Linked DNA regions of Mus musculus: region 1 is linked to region 2. A link is a loop called in an ENCODE intact Hi-C map of the cell type or tissue named here. Cell type or tissue: left cerebral cortex. All regions are shown on one strand. Links, peaks and the distances in the headings refer to the core of each region. The heading gives the core; the rest is flanking DNA.

Region 1 (8,332 bases), core at 176-8,175, 240 kb before region 2:
CTCTCAGTGAAGACAGTTAGCTGGAAAGTAATTCTTCCTCCAAAAGCTGTCCACAAGAGTGTGACACAGGGCAGCTTGCCTGGCTAACAGGCAATAGCCACTCTGAAGCCCACTTCAGCTCCCACCTCCACACTTGGCTGCACACAGCCTCCTTGCTGGCACCATAGACTTGGAATTTCTTTAAGTTTGGCCTTGAGAAAAATGTCCCTCTCTTAAGTCATTAACATTTAAATAACAGCCACCTCTGCACCTTTACAGTGTAATTGTGCTCATTAATTTTTTCAGCGTGTATCTGCCCTTGGTAGTTTGAGAAATTCCTCCATGGAAGACTTTCTGCCCTCACATACCCTGTTGGTCAATGCTTGAAAAACAAGATTTTTACTCAAAATGTTACTTTAACATAAACAAGGGTCCTTTCTTTGCCATAAAGTATCTTAGACTAAGGATAGCATGTGGCATACCTCTTGGATCCAGTTGGTAAAAGTGATTTACAGGCGAGGAAGGTGTACGTGTGCCTAGTCTTTTGACATTGTGGCATGACAGTCTTCAAAGTTCGTGCAGGAGAACTGCATAATTAAGATGCAAAATAAAATCATAAAAATCATTAAAAAATTAACCATAATGTTAATTTTACAATATTGCGTTGGGCCATATGGTTAGCTAGCCTGCAGCACATCTAGCGCTGAAGCTGTAGTGGGACATGCTTGAAAGTATCCGGGAGCACCTGTACAGGTTAAATGCAAATGCTATGCTAATTTACAGAAAGGACTGCCATCTCCTCAGAATTTTCAATCCACATGGTCTTTGAAACAGCAGCCTGTGAATATCAACCATAGACTGTGGTAGTCATCATTATTTAGTCTCTATAGTAACCTTGTGAACTACGTATCTCAAGCATAGAACTCTCAGACACGGAAAGCTAACTGCATATGGAGGCTTAAGCATACATCCTAACACTGGCTAAAAGCTGTTATTAGATGCTATGACTGGTACTTAATTTCTTGAGCTTGAGTCCATGTCAACAAAGAGGCCTTACCCAACTTTCCTGTAATAGAAGATGTTTTTCTAACAGTTGATTGTTTCCTTTCTGCTATTTCCCTTAGCCTGACCAAATAACAGTTAAGTAAGAAAAGATGGTATGTGTTAAATGAATGTTAACTGATTTCCTTTCAAAAGTTTCCTATATCCATATTCAGATGTATCCTCTGATTTAGGGCTATTCATGACCAGAGTCCTGATAGACACATTTTTATCTACATATTTTGTTTCTAACCCTTTCATTTATCCTTGGGAATCTGAGTCCCACAGCAGGGATATAAAGGTTCTCTTTAAAACTACATAACAATAGGAAAGAAAACAAGACATCTTTCAGGGCAATGCATAAATGTATTATATCTCACATTTTCTCACACATGGAACTAATTGTGACATCCTGGAGCTGTTCCTGCATACAGATTCCAGGACTGTGCTGTAGAGATTATTGGAATCCCACCTCTGCTGATGCCCAGTTGGAGAGCCTGCAGTAACAGCCCAGAGCTATGCAAGAATAATAAAGCAAACGGGGCCATTCTTTTGAAAGCTGACCCGTATGTTTAATACATTTCGGTACAGGAATGAAGTCAGGCTTGATTATAAGCCATTTAATAACTTCAGTTAGACTGTGCTCTTCATTTTTAGAGAGTAGGGTTTTTTGTTGTTTTGGGGTTTTTTTTAACTTTTTTTTTTTCTTTTTGAGCTGTGTTCTCTCTCTGGAAGCTAGATTTCTTCTGCCTCTGTTTACCCGTCCTGTCCTAACATAATTTGAGGATACTTTTGAATCTTGCATTCACTCTCTCAGATCTTAGGCTATGACTTCATGAACATGGCCTCTCTAGACTAAGAGCAGCATCAATCATAATAGTAGGGATAATAGGATAGTAAGCTTCCCGTTCTCTTAAAAAACCCCTTTAAATTGAAATCTCATTTTGATTGTTAGTTCTCAATAAATGGATCCCATTGGAACTCATATATTTTTCTAACCTATAGAATATCAGTGTTTATGACTGAGGATCCATAATTAAGTACTGTTAGTTCACCTTCTCTTTGTTACACACCATTAGACAGGAGTGCCCCTTGAATATATTTATCACTGTGGTTATGTGTTCTATTTGCGTGTCTTAGAAAAATGTTTTGCCTACTACTATTCTCTAAGAGTGTTTTGTTGTTGTTGTTTGTGGGTGTTGTTTTATAATTACTATTTCATGGAGGATGAAGGCCCGGGAGGTGAAAGGGCTTGCCTAACAGAGCCGTGATATAACAGAGCCAGGTGAAACTTGAGCCCCTGTCTCTGCCTCACGAGGCATCCCCATTCCTCAAGCAAAGCTCGTAGAATATTCAGCTTCCTACCTTCATGTAAAATCCTTTTAGACTGGACTCCAAGCCACAGGTCAGCACAGGCTAATATGACTATCTTCCAGAGCTAACTGATATCGATATGAGTTCCAGTCTCTACAACCCCCTAAGGTAAGTGGGAATCCCATTTTATAGATGAGAAAACAGGCTCATAAAGTTGTGCCTTGCACAAGTTTTAAAATTATTAATTTGTTAGCCAGGCATGGTGCCACACATGGGAGGCAGAGGCAGGCAGATCTCTTGAGTTCAAAGCCAGCCTGGTCTACAGAGAAAGAGAGAGTCCCAGGATAGACAGGACTACACAGAGAAACCCTGTCCTGAAACCCTCATCCCCAAGTAAAAGAAAGTTATTAAGCTGTAGAGGTAAGGTTTATTTCACCAGCTTAGGCTCCTCCCAGCAGAAGTTGGAACTGATATGTTGGCAGCTCCAAGTTTCAGTGCAACTGTAGGCTATCCGTGCTATTCACAAATGTGGGAATATCCGTAGAACATCTGTAATAATCGCCAGTGAAAATGACAATATTACAGAAAATCAGTTAGAAGAAATAAACAGCGTGGCAAGGGAAGATGGCTGAGCAGGAAAGGTGCTTGCTATACAAGCTTGGAAACCTGAGTTGGGCCACTGGAATCCATGTAGGCACAGGCAAGAACTTACTCTACAGACCTGTCCTCTGATCGCCACACAATGCTGTGCTGTGTGTGCCCCATCTTCCATACACAACAAGCCAGAGTCATGAATTTTCTCCCTGCCTGTCAGGCCTTCCCCAGACTTCCCTCCAGGGACAGGGGATGTGTATCGTGAGTCTACTCTGATCACTTGAGCTTCCTTTTGCCGATTCCTCCAGGTCACCACCTGGTATTGAGTAACAGCTTGCTGTGTGCATGAGCCTTAGGGATGGTTCCACAGTTGCCCTGCCTTTGTTCATGAGAGCCTTTCCCTGGCCTTAAGGCTGAGTCATTAGGGGTGTGAGTAGTTTTGTTCTTAACAACATCCTCTGGTCTGGGATGCTCCCCAAACATTTCTTCCTTTGATTGCAAACACTGGGGGGTTCTTTTTTCTCTTTGGAGGGCAGAGGGCAGAGTTGAATAGGCCAGCATCCTCTCCTGGCAACAGTCCTAGAATTAATTCCTGGACCTGAAAAATCCAAACACCCAAACTTCCTGCAGTAATGAAAACCCACAGCAGAGGGCAGTCTCCTACATATGGCGAGGTGTCCTTGGCCCTGAGCTTATTTAATTGAAAAACCTACAGAAAAGTAATTAGCCTGGCTTCATAAGAGAGGCAAATCCCTTGCTGCCCCCCTCAGCCCACCTTTTGTTTAAAGAAGGCCATTTGTTCTTGAAGTGAAGAGTCCCCCGCGCCCTCCTTCCCTTCTTGTCCCCTGCTACAACTGTTAGGTCTAGTTTCTCTAGCTCAAAGATAGAAAGGGGTTAATTTTAGAGAAGCAACCCCTATTTGCTTTGTTCCATATGCAGAATAGGAAGGACACTGTCGCATGGTCTGTCAGATTTTCTCGGTCCCCTCTTGAGGAGGCAAGCCTGGAAGGAGGGTATGAATCCCAAACGTGTGTTTCACTCTCTCCTGCCAGGCATTCTCCCAAGGCCGTTTCATGCACTCTTTAAATAAGCCCAGATCCCCCATTAAGTGGATTTGCTTACTATTGCCAGTTCACACATGGGGAGATGGAAACCCTGAAACTGACAGGTTTGCTATGTGGTTCTCTGGGCTTTAAGTTGGTCATGTGTTTTAAAACAGGGAGTATCAGGTAAATTGCTCTTGAAACCCCTATTTCCTCTCCATTGGAGACAGAAGCTTGGAGGACAGATTTCCTAGGAAAATGGGTATGTCTGGGGGGTGGAGGTGCTGTTGTTGACAAAGAGCTTTGTTACTCTTTTCTAGTGTCCCGCCCCCCACCCCCAGCTGAGCCTATGCCTCCTCAGAAGGTTGAAGCTGGGTCAGCTTATCCATCAGGACTGTGCTGAGCCTGATCCAATTTTAGCAGTAACCTGCTTCTGCTCCCTAGGAATGTTGCAATAGGAGCTACGGTCCTGGTTCTGCAAGCCTGGCCAGCTCCCATGCGCTTCTGCTCATTCCCAGAATACAAAACACAAACTCAGGAGTGGTCCACCTTGGTTTTTTTGGAGTGTGTCTCTTGGGAACCTGGGGCTTACCAATAAGGCCAGGCTGCCTGGCAGTGAGCCCCAAGGATCTGCCTGTCTTTGTCTCTGGAGTCACAAGTACATGTTACATGCTCAGCTTTTGTATTTTATTTCATGGGCTTGGGGGATCAAACTCTTGTCTTCACGCTTACACAGCAGCCTTTGTTAGCATTCTGTCTAAACTCCACCCCACAGTTACCTGGCAACCGCCAGGTATGCCAACCTTGGTGGGCATTTTTACCAAACGGGAGTCTTATTCTCTGAGGCATCAGTCAGCCAACAGATTTGTTCTGAGCATTTCTAGCCAGTGTTGGATCACAGGTCTCTAAACCCAGTACCAGGTCCCAGGAGCTACTTGATAGAAGTTGGACAGATGCTGGAGTGAAAAGCCACAGTCTAAATGCCTCTGAAGTAAATACAGGCACAGCTTGGTCCCTCTCCTGGTTAGCCTCTGAAGTCACCTGAGAGGAAAGCTGCAGTGGAGGGACTGCCTAGATCAGGCTGACCCATAGACTGTCTGTAAAGATTGTCTTGATTGACTGGCGTAGGAAGGGCCAGACCACTGTGGGCGGAACCATCCCTAGACAGGTGGTTCAGGCTGTACAGGAAAGAGAGCTAAGTACAAAGGAGCCAATCAGCAAGGAGTGTCTGTCCCTCTGTGGTGTCTGTCTCAAGCTGCTGCTTGAGTTTCTGTGCTGGCTTCTCTTAATGATGGGCTGGGACCTGTAAGCGTGAGTCAGATGCATCTTTCCTTGCCCTAAGTTGCTTTTCATCAGAATGTTTTTTTGTCACAGCAACAGAAAAAAAAAAAAAAAAAGTAGAACAGTCACCTTGCAGCTAGTTCACAGAGGTTATAAATGGCAGTGGGTGCAGAGTTAATGGGTTTTCTGGGGTTTACAAACCATGTGACCAGAAGGCGAGAGAGAGAGAGAGAGAGAGAGAGAGAGAGAGAGAGAGAGAGCGCTAGCTAGCTAGCTGATGGTAGGAGTGAGAATTTTTTTTTCTGCTGGTTGCTATATTAAGCTGTACCATATGAAATCGCTGTTTGCTAGGGAAGATCTGGGCTGGGAAACATAAATTTGGGAAGCACAGGCATATTGATGGTATTTAAATCTGTGAATGAGATCACTTAAGGAGAAAATGGAGGTAGGGCTGGGACTGAGAGCCTGCTGCTACAGCCTGAGGCTCTGCAGCCTTCAGAGGATTCACAGAAGAACCACCCCCCCACCCCCCACCCCCCATGAATTATAAACGAGAGAAACATGTCCGAGGAAAACATCCACCCTAGTTGTGAGCTCGATTTTAATAGGTGTGCATGTACTTGCACAAGCTAGAAGTCCTGCTCTCTGATTGCTTTCCCACGTAACCCTCCTCGCTGCTGGTTAGCCTCATCTAGGGATGCAGATACAGATGAAGGAGTACCAGGGGCTGCTGATCTGATGACTCATTGTCTGTTAATGGTTTCTCCCCTTGGCTTCCCTCTCTTCCTCCTAGCACATACCTGCTCTTAGTGAAATTGTCACATCCTATCTAGAAAAATCTGCCTGAGTAAAGGTCTCCAGAATTTTTAAATCCACTGAGCCGTTCATGATGGATTGTTTTGTGTGTCAACTTGGCTGTGCCACAAGGTGCACCCTCAGATAGTTAGTCGATCTTACAGTATTCTAGGTTTTTCTGTGATGGTATTCTTGGATGAGATGAACATTTAAGTCATTTGGGCTTCAGTAAAGCAGATTGTTCTTCAAAATAGAGGTGAGTTTTACCCGGCAAGCTGGACTGACCCTCCCTACAGTGTGAGGGAGTTAACCAGCCTCCCCACCTCATGCTCAGCACTGGCTCTTTTGGCCTGGTAGCCTTTCAATGGGGACAGTGCATCTACTGGGGTCTTTTGCACACTAGCACACACTGTAAGGTTTGGCTTTCTCAGCCTCTGTGGTTGTGGGAGCTGATCTCTTATCCTTAGTCCCTGTGCCTTCCTTCCTCTGCCTGCTGATTTACATCTGTCTTGTGTGTTTATCTCCTGTTTGTCTTTCAAAGAGAACCCTGACTAACAGAGTACTTTAGGGTCTCTCTGTTACATGAGCTTCCAAGGCGTTGGCTCTGGTAGGATCTGACTGCTACACTATTTGTTCTGTTGAAACATGCTCAACAGGATGGAAGCCTTGGTACTGCCACGTCCTCTACGGCACAGCCCTTTGTGCTGGAGTTGCTGCCCTTCGTAAACGTTTCTAAGACCTGTGTTAACCATGGAACACGGCTTTGGACCCTCTCCTGATAACTACTTGGGTTCTGCCTAATCATAGTTATATGATTGACAGTCGCCCTTTTTAAAATTTATTTTTCCTTTTTCAAGTATGCTTTGCAGGTTTTTGGGTTGTTTGTTTGTTTGTTTGTTTGTTTAAAATTGGTGAACAGAAAGCAAGAGAGAATGAATGATGTTTCTGCTTTCTTTGCTTTACCAAGTACAATTCAGTAGCTTTAAAAGGTGTCCCCAAAACCTATTTTAAGAAATATTTGCTGTTTGTTTTGAAAGACAGCTTCTCGTGAATTAATTAATTTAAATAGCTCAGGAATCCCTGGAAAGTATAAAAATAAGTATTTCCCAGGGTTGGAGTTTAGTCATGAGACCCCAGCACAGCTGTGTTGTATTTAAGGTGCTGACCCACAATACTGAGACAGTGAGGTGGTGACAAAGGTCTGAGAGGTGAGGTGACAGCCATATGGCCACAGATAAGGCATAGCATTGGCTAGTCTAGAGTGCCAGGTGGGACTTCAGAGAAACAGTAAGCGTCGGAGGTGACATTGCTAGCTGAGGCCAAAGTTGGGTCTCTGCCTCTAGGTCATGTGGAAGGAGCTGACACCTGCTCACTGGCCAAGATGCACAATGGCATCTGGATTTGTTCTCAGTACAACAAAATGCCTGAGGCTGGGGCCTGGTGACTTGGGATGAAATGTCTTTGAAAGAGCAGAATATGTTTGTCAGCCATCATTTAGACAGGGATATAATTTGCTAATGAGAACTTCACCAAACAGAAGGTTATGCCAGCAGATCCCCAAACCAACAAATGGCTTGGGAAATGGCTTGATCCATAATATGCAGTCCAGTGGATATCACCAAGCAATTTTGTCAACAGCTTGCTTTTCTGCATAGATAAGTGTTGTATGGAAAAGAATAGCAACAACAAAAGTGCTTCAACTTTTCAGGGTATGTTTTTAGATCAATGTGCATTAAGTTTATTATTTTGACTATAATTGATAGTTGTTTCATTTTGTGGAAAAGCAAAGAAGGTTGTCTGGCACAAAATGCCGGGCTATTTTTCTTTCTACATTACTCCCTGGAGCTTGTGATGGTTTGAATTAGAATGGCCCCCATAGGCCACCAACTCCTGATTCCAACTAATGTTTTACTTACTTTTCTATTGCTGTGAAAAGACATCATGGCCAACGCAACTTATAAAAGAGTACCTTTAATTGCTGGCTTGCTTATGGTCTCAGAGGGTGAGTCTATGGCTATCATGTCAGGGAGCATGGTAGCAGGCCATGGGCCTGCTGGGCCAGTAAGATGTCAGTCAACCTAAGGCAAACAAAGACTAGGAATGTAGACGTGATCTGCTGTCATCTTCCACTTTGCCATTGCCATGAGAAAAAAAAAAGTATCTGGCTGTTAGCTGTCTGGTCCCAGACATGAAGGGATCAGGATAGATCCCAGTGTTTCAGGTCTGCCAACCTAGCTGCTAAAGAAAGCCCTGTAGACAGACTCAGAGCAATGACTCACAGCTCT
Region 2 (8,332 bases), core at 150-8,149:
AGGATTGGGGAGTTTGCTGTGAGACTGAGTCTAATAGGATGGTAGAAGCTACACTCATAAAGCTTCACCCACATGACTGCCCTCTACCCTCTGGAAGCACTGACACACATAAACTCACAGGGGCACACATACACACATAAACATATAACAAATATTTAAATTAAAAATCAAGTTACACCATTTGTCTTCCCTTTCCTTCCTCCAATATGTAATATATATATACACACACACATATATATACATATATATTAATTCACAGAGAAGTAAAAAAAAAACTTCCTGCCTGCTGCTGGGAGAAAATTATTAAGCTGAGCCTGTTCTGTTTCTCCTTCTACATCCTAGGGGTGCATGGCCTCAGTAGAATATCTGCCTTCTTTTCTTAGGCAAAACTGGATGCTTGGTACTTTCTCCAGTGTTTAAGAATGAGCAGACATCAGAAGCTGCAGGGATGTATCTATTCTAATGAGCAGCATTTAGGAGACCAAAGGTCCTTGTGCTGTTGCTGTTCAGTTCTGTGTTCTGCAACCCGGCATTGAGTCTCTCATTTCAGAGCTGCCTACATTGAAAAACAGCTCAGACCTGGAGGGCTTTTGACGTAGGTGGAGGCTGAGACACCCAGGAACCTGCCGAGTGCCAGAGAAAGGTCTGAGAGCAGTATTTAGGCAGGCGCTGACACATCCCTTGGCTAGAGAGGTGCCTCCCTCGGGACAGCAGCGCAGAAAATGGTAAAGCAACACGGGGAGTCGGCTGGGAAAGCCTTGCCCTCTGGCTTCACCTGTGCATTTGTGAATTCTCCTTTGACAAGGAATTTCTTTGATTTTCTTTTCCCTCTCCAGAGAGGGATAGCCCCAAGTGAGGGGCAATTCACTTGGCTCTGTCTTTTAGGATGCTCTTCTGTGTGTGTGGTAGGAGAGACAGCAGTTGACTGTCTTGAGGGGTGGTAGGAGCAACGGAAGCAGCTGGCGTTCCACTGTGAGCCTTCCTCAGGGTGGTGAGGGGTGGTGGCACGTGGGGTGAATAATGGGCAAGCACTCTGTGTGTTCTGTCCCTCAGGTGCACCAGTATTATAGCTGCCTCCCAGAAGAGAAAGTCCCCTATGTCAACAGTGCTGGAGAGAAGTTGCGAATCAAGCAGCTACTGCACCAGCTGCCGCCCCATGACAATGAGGTAAGGTGCTCGGAGGGGCTTTTGTTGGTTTCCAGGACCTTCTGTGAATTGTCCCTCTTCCTAATCATTGTGATCAGTAAGATTGCTGCCAAAAAACTTCCGGCTATTGATATTAAATTTAGGCTTCCTTAGAATCTAAAGAAACTGGTAGATATTTCTGGGGACCGCTCCTCACCCCACCTCCTACCCCCCTCCCCAAAACCAGTCTCATCCTGGACTGGGTTAGACTCCAAGCCTGGCACGACTGACTAGTTCAGGAAACAGGAAGCACTAACATTTGAGAGCCCAGGCCAGTGCTCTCTGACTTGACTGTGTCCTGCCAGCCGCTTGTGGGAGTTGGGAAGATGACTAAGGACCACTTCATGCCCAGAAGAAACACTGTGAGTCTCTCAGATTCTCAGGATTGTTTCCTAAGAGGCGAATGAGCAGGCTCTCCATGTCAAGGGCAGCTGAAGTAACAGGTCTAGAATGGCAGCTCTCACTAGGATTTTTATCAAGGCAAAGTCAACCTTGTTAGAGTCACCCATCTTTGTCTTGGAAGTATTATGGGCATTCCCTTTTTCTAGTCCCAGAAACACAGCTCTGTAAGCAGGCATGTATTTATTTGAGTTTGATTAGTTTGATTTTTTTTTTTTTGAGGCTGGCTTTCACTTTTCTCAGGATAACTCAGAATGCTGTCAGCAGCTCAGTGACCTCTCAGATCTCCCCTCTCTGAGAGCTGGCTACAGACAACCTACCGTGCCTGGCCAGCGTCACTTATTATTGAAATGACATTGATCCTCAGGAAGAAGTCTGTAAGCAAGCTTTTAAAAGATTGTGTGGGAGGAAGTCAGGCTTCTAAGCTAGAAATTAATTTGTAGGTATCTGGTTTCAAGAATCAAGAATCTTACAGATTTGCACTAGTTAGCTCTATATTTAAAACAAAAGTATAATTAATTTTAAACTGAAAGAAAAAAATTACCCCTGTAGAGATCTGGATACCAGTTTCTACCAACTCATCACATACATGGCCTGAGTCCCAGGTGACATTTTTACATAAAAGGGAGTAATTTGTTTTTGTATTTTTATGGTGTGTGTGTGTGTGTAAAACACACATAATACAGCATGTATGTGAAGGTCAGAGAACAATCTGTGGGAATTGGCTCTCTCCTTCCACCATGTGGAAGGATCAAACTCAGGTTCAGAACATTATGCTTCGCAGCAAGCACCTCCACCCACTGAGCCATCTTGCTGGCCCCAAAAGAGACAGTCTGAGCCGCTACTACTGAGGAACTGAGACTGTAGATCATAGCACAGCCCTTGCCTAGCATGTGCAAAGCCCTGGGCTTAATCCTCCTCACTGCAGAAATAAATATATGAATCTGAATAAGTGAGACAACATCTCAAAAACTCAGGCGACTCCCTAGAAAGCTGCATCTCTCTCTCTCTCCTGCTGCTTATTTCATAGTTCATAAAACATACACAAAAGTTGGCTCCTTTAAAGATGAAAGCAAACATTGTAACCGGATGCCCAGTTAACTAATCTGGAGGTGAAAATGCAAGTTTTTACAAGCAGGAGGGGTGTGCCTGTTTTTAAAGCAAGCCCATAAAATGTCATTGGTGAAACCATGTTTTCTGGGCTGTTAGGTTTCTGGAACATTCCTCTGAAGACTTTTTTTTTTAACTATCACTTGAGAGAAGACAATGATCTGTCCCATGCTTGTAGTGGTTCATTCTGTTTATACTTAAAAGTACTTTCATTAAATAGACATCACTTGGATCACGACTCCATGTTGGTACAATGTGATCGATGAAAGCCAGTAGACAGGATTGATTCATTTGGCATGGTGGCATGGCCGCTTCTGAAGACAGAGATCGACTCTGAAGCAAAGACTTAATGGTTCTCTTTTCATGTAGACAACACGATTTGAACAGACATAGCTGTTCTGACTTTCAGATTAGCACACAACAGTCCTCTCATCGAAAGCTCTTCCTGTCATTGTCTTTATGAAAGATTATCTGCGCAATTCAGCCAACATTTCTAATATATAGATTACTCCAGAAGAAACCATGAAGAGCTTTAGGATCACATATCCCAAAGGAAGGTATAAGCATGACTTGGGGTAGGAGTTGAACATGGCAGTATATGACATTGAATCTGTAATGAAAGTTTTATTTCCTTTTAAATCACATTTCCTCTTTGTGTTGCCATAATCGGATAAGGAGAAGCGCTCGGCCTGGTCCTAGCAGGCATCCTAGTGCCCCTGCAGCCCATTCTGTTCTCCCATTTTAAGCAAGCACATCAGTTTTAACATCTGCTGAAGATGCAGTGGTCACCTGGGGGAAACTGGTTTTGTTCTATGCTTTTAGAGTGGCTCAGAGTCACCCATCTTTGTGGGTGACTGATTTTCCTGTGTGTAGCTGCAATCTACCTTCCTTTTAAATAAATGCATCTAAAAGTGAGTCATAGTTAAAAGTAGCATCAATAAACAATAGCTCAGGATTATGACACAATCACCAAAGGGCATAAACAGTGGCACAGAATGACAGATTCTGGATACGTATACCCTCACTGACCCTCCCTTAATTCTTTGACACTCTGTGGTTTAAAAAGAAGAAAGAAATCTCTCTCATATTTGTCACACTAGTAGAAATCCAGGCGAAAGTCCACCTATTCTTGCATCCCAAAGGGAGACGGAGGCCAGATGATATATGTGTGCATGCCTACAGCCAGGTTGCAGCCATTCCTCTTTGTGGGGGCCGTTCCCGTAGACACAGGAAACCTTCTGCTCCTTACAGCTTGGAAAGTAGAATGTTCCCAGAAGTTGTCGTCTCTGAGCCACTCTTGGTGACTTAGATCTGCATGTGGGAAGAGTGTGAAGGGTGAGGAGCAGTTCTCAAACACCTAGCCTGCCTGAAGCATGAACTCCAGAGTTCACAGCCTTTAGAAAGCCCATTTGCTTATCACCCTTCTTGGTGCTGGCTCACCTTGGTTAGCTCCAAGCGCGGACTTGGTAACGTTCAGCAAGTATCAAACCAAGTAGCAGAGTCTCTGTGAGCCCTGGGTGGGGATGCCAGTACTTCCCTGGAGCAATGACGCCTCCTCTGTGCTGTCGCCCTCTATGTGTTCAGGTTCGGTATTGCAACTCCCTGGACGAGGAAGAGAAGAGGGAACTGAAGCTGTTCAGCAACCAGAGGAAACGTGAGAACCTGGGCCGAGGCAATGTCAGGCCTTTCCCCGTCACCATGACAGGAGCTATTTGTGAACAGGTGAGGATGGACCGGGACAGGGAAGAGGTTCATTCTACAGTGACTGCATCAAATGCCTGTTATCTGCTCAGCCTGCTTTTAGGCCTTGAAGATACAGCAGTGAGCATAAGACATGAAAGCTTAGTTTTCCTCATGAAAGAGGTATGCACCAGGGGAAGACATCAGACAAAAACCAAATCAGTAAAATAGGAAAACTGCAGCAGGGAAGGGGGCAGGAAGGGCTAGGAAGGCAGGGTGGCTGCAGCCGTGAGCAAGACGGTCAAAAAAGACCACACTGAGAAGGTGGTTTCTTGAGCAAAGGCATGCAGAGATGTACAGAGGAAGAAGCATGCAGACCTTGCCTTAAGGCAGGAGGATAACTCCTGTGCACAAGAAACAGTGAGCTGGCCTGTGGCTGGATCCAGAGGCATAAAGGGCAGGCGTGGCAGATCGAGGCAGAGTTCATGGAGAGCCATATAAACAATTGGAAGGACCACACAGAGTGATGGCTTCATCCTTTGAAAATAGAGTTAGTTATCTGGACCATGAGTCAGTTTCTCATTCAGGACCATCCCAGCATGGATGACCTTTAAAGGGACCATATGAGAGGTGGCACCTAACCTTAGTCTGAGTTTGAGGGTCTAAGAAACCCCATGCCATCTCTTTAAGACATCACTGAGTTGAAGGATCTAGATGTACCTTTTGCCTACTCTGCTGTAGCAAGCTTAGGGTGTGGTAGAGGAAAGGCATGTCACGGGCCTAGGCGGCTAACCTCACCCCTCCTCCCTCCCATTCCTGCTTTCCAGGGAAGCCCACCATTGCCTACCCTTCTCTCAATCTTCCCAGTTTCTGTGCAGCATCTTCTAACTCAAGCTCTGGGTGAGAGTCTCGCTGCTTGTTGAGAGAAAGCTGGAGACTATCTGAGAGGAGTAGGGTAGTCTTTAGAACTCCATTTTGAGATTTCACAGGAAATAACTGAACAAATCTGGTCATGAATCACAAAACTGCTTGACCAGTGAGGGGGCAATGGGTCATTATCCTTGAAATGAGTCCTTGAGACTATATATGATTATGTGTGTGGATACTTTAGTCGTTCTTTCATAATCATGGAAGAGAGGGTTGTTGCCTTCTGTGTTGTAGTATCACATACACAACTTACTAGAAACCATTCCTCAAGTCTGTGCCCTCATTCTATGGATCATACTAAATCATACAAGATCTGCACTGGGAGAAGTGCTTGGAGGCACCATTTTTAGTCCCCAGTCATTGTCTGTAGAGCCCATCCATCTACGTGAGCCATCCTGCTAGACACGTGCCATGACCTCATGACCAATACCATGATGAACAGAGAGCATCTTTATAAGCCCACTCCTCCTCCTTCTCCTCCAAGACCCTCAGAACATAACTGTATTCTAACCCTAGCTGTAAGCATGAGTCATCTGTCATTTCTGCTTTGTATACTCTGGTCTTGAAGAGTAGAGCTGTTCAATCAAGATTATATGAAGAGATGCTAGAAGAGAGCTAAAAAGCATGCCTGAAAGGAAGAAGCTATTTAAGAGTAAATGGGTTTATGTACCCAGTCCCCTCTCATTCAGCAATGCAGGCCCTCGCCCCAGCCAAGCCCCCTCTCCGTAGCCTCTCCTAATGATGTTAACTTGGCTGTGTCTCAGCACGTGCTTTGGGATATGTAAGAGATATGTAATAGCTGCTTCATGCTCTGTAAGTTGGCTTGATGTCTGCTGATCCCCTTGTACACTACCATCCTGAGCATCCATCTCTCACACCTTAAGTTTCTCACTCTCTGTTACTCAAGTTGTCTTACTTAGGCCCTGGGGTAGGGGCTCCTGGAAAGAACAAGAGGAATCTGCCCTACCAGGTATGTAAAGCAAGGGACTAACTAGTGTCCATATAACTCCCTAGTAGCTAGCCGTTGGTAATAGTTGGATCATTCTTTCACTATTGTGAGAGCTCCCGCTGATGCTGCTGCGGTTTGTTTCCCTCACAGTGCGGAGGGCAGATTAAGGGCGGCGACATCGCTGTGTTTGCATCACGTGCTGGCCATGGCATCTGCTGGCATCCACCCTGCTTCGTATGCACCGTCTGCAATGAGCTTCTGGTTGACCTCATCTACTTTTACCAAGATGGGAAGATCTACTGTGGCAGGCACCATGCAGAGTGCCTGAAGCCACGCTGTGCAGCCTGTGATGAGGTTAGAGCCCCTGCCCACGTGTGAATATTTTAACTGTTCCTGCATATTCCTGGAAGATAGGGGTGACACCTTCAGTGTCATCTCTGCCTCTGTCTCTCTCTGTGTCTCTGTCTCTCTCTGTGTCTCTCTCTCTCTCTATCTCTCTCTCTCTCTCTCTCTCTCTCTCACACACACACACACACACACACACACACACACATACACACACACACGCACGTACACACACACGTTTACATCTCCCATAGATCATCCCCAGTGTCTTCACCCCTCCCCACCATCCCTATGCTGCATATGTATGCTCATGACCTTTAACTTCCTACACAGGGAGGCAGCCATAGGTGACTCTACTCACTTATGTTACCCTTTTCAGAAAGAAACATCACCCATGCCCCAGTCACAGTGGATCTGGCTGACCATACTCATCATGATGGATTCAGAGACTCCTGTGTAGGAATAGAGTAAGGGGAGGACACATGGTACAGCCACTGAAATTTTCAAATGGCATGTAACTGGTACAAGATCTCTTATAATTAAACATATAGACATATACACAATACGTACATACATACATGCATGCATGCATGCATGCATGCATGCAGAAGTCTTTGAATAACTTTAGATTTCAGCTAAAAATCTGGAAAGTCCACATTTGAAATAGAGATCCACTTCTAGAAGATTCTCTAGGAAAAAAAACTGTCTAGAGAGGAGAATAAAGTGGGTGGTAGTATTTGGGTTTTCTCCCACAAAAGCTTTAGAAGTCAATGGATACCTATCTGGATCCTTCCACCCCTGCCACTACAGGTCTTTGAAAGCCTTGTCCTAAGAAATCAGAATGGCATACAAGGCTCCTGCTTGGCAATTTTTCCCTACTAGAAGCATACCCAAGTAGCAAGTAACCATGGCACACCAGAGCAGAAAGCTTGCCTTCACTGTAGAAGCTGGGAATAGAAAGAAGAGTGTTCTAAACCTGACCCCTTATAGGAACCATTTAGAGGAAAGTCTTAGACAGGGGACTCCAATTCACAGAGTAGCTCTGTGCTTCGGGCTGAGCTTATAAATCGAGATCTGGAAGCAGCATTCTCTGTGTCTGTCAGATCCACCAGGACAAGGATATTTGTCTCTTACGAACTGCCTGAGGGGGTCCACTTTTCTAGAGATTTGGCGAGCCTTTACTTATGTAGATTCTGATGGTAAGGTTGAAGTGCTCAACTCTCCAGCCCTTGCTAGAAAACTGGATATGAGCCAAACTCTGGGAACTTGAGGCAGTCTTTTCGCCTTCGGGCTCAGACACACAAGTGCACATTCATGAAGCTGAACAAGTATCTCTACTTCCTGATCCTGAATCGTGTTCAGCAACCAAAAAGTCAGTAACCTATATCCACTAGATACCATTCTCTTCCTCTTAACCCTTTTTCCCAGCTTTGTCCCTGTCTCTGGATTCAAGAATGCTAGACATCTCAAATGAATAGTATTATGTAATGTTTCCTTTCGTATCCGGCTGCTACCACCTAGCACAGTGTTTTGATAGTTAATTTATGTTATAGCAAATATTAGCTCTTCATTCCTTCTTGTGGCTGAGTAATTAAATGAATCTACATGAACAGTTTTATGAATATGTAGCATTTGGCATAGCCATTTAGTAACTGAGGGTTATTTGTTTTTGCTTTTAACTGTGATGGAGCACGCTACTTAGGAACATTCATGTGTAAGTTTCTAGGTACACATGAA

What was found. Hi-C counts contacts between places; a loop is a spot of excess contacts. Peaks named below come from ENCODE experiments on the same cell type or tissue, not always from the same donor. Only the 100,000 strongest peaks of a DNase experiment are listed, where the experiment ranks them.
Region 1: it touches region 2 in a loop (2.2-fold over the local background); 7 of 42 quality-filtered maps call a loop at or near these places.

The regions. Positions count from the first base shown.
Region 1 is chr6:92,660,909-92,669,240 of GRCm38, reverse strand. The region is part of intron 2 of Prickle2 (prickle planar cell polarity protein 2); the gene reads left to right. Among named protein-coding and RNA genes, the nearest start is that of Prickle2, 41 kb to the left of the region's middle. In left cerebral cortex, for the core only: a CTCF peak has its summit at 3,572 (motif pointing right); DNase peaks (open chromatin) are centred at 4,381, 5,176, 5,630, 6,512 and 2 more places; H3K27ac peaks cover 4,749 bases.
Region 2 is chr6:92,418,415-92,426,746 of GRCm38, reverse strand. Prickle2 (prickle planar cell polarity protein 2) reads left to right here. Exons shown (of 9, transcript NM_001081146.2): 4 at 1,054-1,167; 5 at 4,279-4,416; 6 at 6,401-6,604. Gm38862 (a long non-coding RNA gene) reads right to left here. Exons shown (of 4, transcript XR_869273.2): 3 at 4,135-4,911; 4 at 2,061-4,005. Among named protein-coding and RNA genes, the nearest start is that of Gm38862, 18 kb to the right of the region's middle. In left cerebral cortex, for the core only: a CTCF peak has its summit at 4,272; DNase peaks (open chromatin) are centred at 1,559, 3,973, 4,243, 7,891 and 1 more place; H3K27ac peaks cover 2,773 bases.